2 separate regions of the Homo sapiens genome follow, and region 2 is linked to region 1. Evidence: chromatin loops called from intact Hi-C (ENCODE). Cell type or tissue: HCT116. All regions are shown on one strand.

Region 1 (2,500 bases):
ACATAGAGTTCATAAACACATGGGAATGTGTAATGAAGGGTTAAAGTGGTTAAAGTAGTAGACTCTCAGCGCTAGCAGATCTCAGAGAAGGAAATCAATGAATGAAGCTGAGTATAGTTACATTTGGCTTAGTTGAGTGGGTGGCATTTGAAGAATGAATTGAATTTATATTGAAGACAAAGGAAACAACATAAGAAATGAATGAATAATACATAGATGATAGACAGATGGGTGGAGTATTTACAACAATAAGAAACGTTATTTGATAATGTGCTGGTATGAGGGTACAAGCTAAATATGGTGGGAAACTAGTGAGAGATAAACACTAAATGATCCAAGAAGGGCTTCTTTCAGTTTGTGTGTCTTCTGAATTTTTGAAGATGTATAAAAGGCTTAAAGTCTGCAGTAAATGCATAAAAAATGAGGAGTAAGAATTTCAGAGAGATGAACAGTATGAGAAAAGGCATAATAATGATTCTGTGGGATTCTGAAAGATAAATGTGTACAGTGGGATTCTCACTGAGGGAGCCGGAAGATGGGCTACTGTCCAATTATGGAGAGCCTGTACACCAGGCTGAAGGATATGAAGAAAGAGATAATTTTTAAAAAAGGAGGGGGTTAACCCCAGAGTCAAAAGTAGCAATGAGGTCAACAGAAATCGGTAAGGAGAAAATGCAAATGGATTTGGCAAAACCGAGGTCATTGTTTGGGCTCTCCTAATCCATCCGCAAATACTTTAGTCTTGTTCCCATCCCGCCCCTGCGTGCAAGCTCAGCTGGTCCTCTTCAACCGAAAATAGTCCCAGAACATCCCCACCACTCCCACGTAACTCAGGAGGTACTACAGCAGCTGCTGGAGAAGAGGATTAAGGAGAAGAGGGAACTGGGCCAAATGCTGAACCAAATTCTAGGGCAGTTTAGACCACACACATCAAAACCAACAACCATACAGGCTGCTTTTTATGCAGCTTCCTGGACATTCCCCATCCACCCACCCGCCCCCTCCACCCTCTACACACACACATTCATTCTCTCTCTCTCTCTCTCTGTCTTTCCTTCTCAATCTCATTTTTTAACAAGCTTCTCTGATAATTTTTCTACACTTTGAAGACTAAGAATCTCTAGGAACCAGAGTTTAGTTTGACCACTAGATGGCATTATCTCCCATAGCCCTGCATTCTAATTCAGAAATTTGGTGTTCTGGTAGAATGAACAAAATATTTGATGATATAGTAGCTTCTGTAATAGTGGAGTAAGTTCAGTACATTTCTTTGGTAAGAATGTAGATTCTCTTATGAGTAATAAGCAACCAGATTTTGCTTAACTGGTATTATTACCAATAGTCCTCAGTGGACTACAAATTCTAGAAACACTTAGGGAGAAAAACTGCATAAAACTTCGCTAAAGTAACCAAATGACAGAGATTAAAACATGCTGTCACAGCCATTCTGCAAAACAATAACTCAGTGAATTCACATCCCTGTATCTACCCTAGAGAAATTCTACCAAGAGTGCCCAGTAAGATATTCAATGCAGAATTATTTATGATATAAAAAAATTTTTTTGAGACAGAATCTTGCTCTGTCACCCAGGCTGGAGTGCAGTGGTGTGATCTCAGCTCACTGCAACCTCTGCCTGCTGGGTTCAAGCGATTCTCCTGCCTCAGCCTCCTGAGTAGCTGGGATTACAGGTGTGCACCACCATGCCCGGCTAATTTTTGTATTTTTAGTACAGATGGGGTTTCACCATGTTGGCCAGGCTGGTCTCAAACTCCTGACCTCATGATCTGCCCAGCTCAGCTTCCCAAAGTGCTGGGATTACAGGTGTAAGCCATCGCATGCGGCCAAAAATTCTAAACCACTTAAATCAGTCTTTCCTAAACTTCAGGCATCTTCATTCCACCTTAACATTTTTTCTCCAGATCTGAGCACTGCCTCAGTTATTTCTTTTATACCCAAATTTACTTGTACTATTTTAAAATAACTATTTATAAGCACTGTGGTATACTACACAGACTCTGCAGCCACTATCTGGGTTCTAATACTGCCTTTGTCACTTCCTAGTTGTATGATCTTGAATAGTTACTTAATTATTTCCTCACCTATAAAATAAGGATTAAAATAGTAATTCATAGGGTTGCTGAAAAGAATAAAGTAATGGAGGTAAAGTACTTCAAAGAGTACCTAGCACGTAGTAGTACAGAAACATTCACTATAATTACTATGGATATTACTTGTGTGAATAAAATATAGTCTTGAACACAATAGTGTATTATTCATACTATCTAAAAAAGAAATCAGGTGGAAATAGGAAAATGAGTCACATTGCTGGTGTGCCTTGAAGACAGACACATGTGAGGTACCGATCATTAGGAGAGAGTTCTTTGTTACTCTCCAGTGAGTCAAACTACCTGGGTTCAAATATAATACCAGCTCTATTACTTACTAGGTGTGTGGTCTTGGCTAAATTACTTCTCTGTGCCTTGCTTCTTCTTTAATTTG
Region 2 (2,500 bases), 120 kb after region 1:
TATAAATTTCAGTAGATTGTGACCTCACAACTTTTCAATTATTAGATAATTGCTTAAATATGCCCTTAGTACTTCCTATTTTGACATGAGGTTACCCACCCAGTTACCTTGATGTATAATGACCAAGTTCTCTATTTTTTTTTTTTTTTTTGAAACAGTGTTCTCACTTTGTTGCCCAGGCTGGTTTTGAACTCATGAGCTCAAGCAATCCTTCCACCTTGAACTCCTCAAATGTCAGAAAGCACTCCACCCAGTAACTAAGTTCCTTGTCTTTTCTTTTTTATTTTTCATTTTTGAAACGGAGTCTTGCTTTGTAGCCCAGGCTGTAGTTCAGTGGCGCGATCTCTGCTCACTACAACCTCCACCTCCTGGGTTCAAGCAATCCTCCCGCCTCAGCCTCCCGAGCAGCTGGGACTACAGGCCCGCGCCACCACACACAGCTAATTTGTGTATTTTTAGTAGAGACGGGGGTTTCACCATGTTGGCCAGGCTGGTCTCGAACTCCTGACTTCAAGTGATCTGCCCACCTCGGCCTCCCAAAGTGCTGGGATTACAGGCGTGAGCCACCGTGACCGGCAATTTCCTTTTCTAAATGGTATGTTACCAGACCTCCAAGTCAAGTGGCTATCTTTTGGGGCACACTGTTATATTTCAGAGGTCTGTAAAGCATTTTGATATCCTAAACTCTTGTTTTTTTTTTTTTTTTTTTTTAATATTTCTGACTTCCAAGGATAGGCACAAAACTCATCTCTGACTATATCAGCCAGCAGAATGTTAAAGAAGTGAAAGTTAAGAGATTTTTATATCAGTTTTGCTTGTACTTAACAATAGAAGTGTTATTAAATCTGCTAGCTATGGCATTAATTAAAATTGAAACAAGGAACAGACATTTTGCTATGAACTTTGTGCCTTTTGAACCTGAGCCTGACTTAATAGTGCCAAGTTGTTTAGACTGGAAATGCATGTATTTTGAATCAGTAATGGAGATTAGCTAGAATGGAATTTTTTAAATTTGCAAATATCTTTCATTTTAAGTATGGTTGAATTCAAATTATTGCAAAAAGGACTGAGGAAAATATGCTGGAAAAGACAGGGTCAGGTAAGACCTAATTTGGACATGCTTGATAAATTAATCAGATATAGCACCATCTAGTGGAATACTGTTATATTTTTCTGTTCTCAGTCATTTAACTCACAGGAGCCTATGGCCCTGCCCTGCCACCAAAAATATTCTTTGAAAAACTTACTTTTCTAGCATGGTCCCTGTGGTAGACCGTGCCCTCCACTCAGTCCTGAGCTCAGGTTGTCACTGGTGGCTTAGATTTAAAAGGGTAACAATTTCCCAGCTATGGCTCAGGTCTGTGAGGGTAAGGCCTAAATTCCTCCCTTTTTTTAATATATTCTTTCTTATTCCTGTGGCTGCCCTAAAGTTGCCTGTAGCTCTCACATGCAAGAGCTTGATTTTTTTCCAGCCTGTCTCCATTTTTTACTTCTTTCTTGCAGGCATTGAAGAAAAATGTATTTATAAGATTTACAGAATATTAGGCTATCACCTCTATAACATCCAACTAAGTGACCAAACTGCCTTCTCCTGAAATTTCCAAAGCGGCCTCAGGGTATATAATCTCTGGCGTAATGTTACATAACATATATTATAACTTATAGGTGATCTAATACAGTGGTGCTAAAATGGTGGGGGGCGGCGGAGAGGGAGGTGTGATTTAGCCACCTTCCTCCAACGCAGGGTATTTAGGAATGCCTGGAGATATTTTTGATTGTCAAAACTGGTGGTACTTCTGGCATCCGGTGGTCAGAGGCCAGGGATGCTGCTAAACATCGTTGTTGAATTTGGTTTGCTAGTATTTTGTTGAAGATTTTTGTATCTGGCTCATCAGTGATGCTGGCCTGTAGTTTTGTTTTTTTGTTGTGCCCTTCTCTGGTTTTGGTGTCATGGAAATACTACTTTGTAGAATGAGTTTGGAAGTATTCCCTCCTCTTCAATTTTTCTTTTTTTCTTTTTCTTTTTTTTTTTTTTTTTTGAAGAATTAGAGCAGAACTGGTATTACTGTCTCTTCAAATGTTTGTAGATTCAGGGGTAAAGCCATCAGGTACTGGGCTTTTCTTTGATGGAAGACTTTTTATTATAATTTTGATCTTGTTACTCCCTATTGATTTGTTGAAGTTTTCTATTTCTTCATGGTTCAATCTTGCTAGGTTGTATGTGTCCAGGAATTTAACCATTTCTTCTAGGTTTTCCAATTTGTTGGCAAAGAGTTTTTCATAATACTCTCTAATGAGTCTTTGTATTTGTGTGGTCTCGGTTATTATGTATCCTTTTCCATGTCTCATTTTATTTATTTGGCCTTCTCTTTGTTATTTCTTAGTCTGGCTAATGGTTTGCTGATTTTCTTTGTCTTCTAAAAACACCAGTTTTTTCTTTCATTGATCTGGTTTTTTAAATCTCCTTTTTTGTTTGTTTGTTTTTTGTTTTTTGGCTCTG

The links. Hi-C counts contacts between places; a loop is a spot of excess contacts. Peaks named below come from ENCODE experiments on the same cell type or tissue, not always from the same donor. Only the 100,000 strongest peaks of a DNase experiment are listed, where the experiment ranks them.
Region 2: it touches region 1 in a loop (9-fold over the local background); 88 of 110 quality-filtered maps call a loop at or near these places.

What each region holds. Positions count from the first base shown.
Region 1 is chr6:56,901,914-56,904,413 of GRCh38, forward strand. The region is part of intron 2 of DST (dystonin); the gene reads right to left. Among named protein-coding and RNA genes, the nearest start is that of DST, 52 kb to the right of the region's middle. In HCT116, a CTCF peak has its summit at 1,153 (motif pointing right); a DNase peak (open chromatin) is centred at 2,328; H3K27ac peaks cover 1,118 bases.
Region 2 is chr6:57,020,144-57,022,643 of GRCh38, forward strand. All of the region lies in intron 6 of BEND6 (BEN domain containing 6), which reads left to right. Among named protein-coding and RNA genes, the nearest start is that of KIAA1586, 25 kb to the right of the region's middle. In HCT116, a CTCF peak has its summit at 1,169 (motif pointing left); a DNase peak (open chromatin) is centred at 1,158.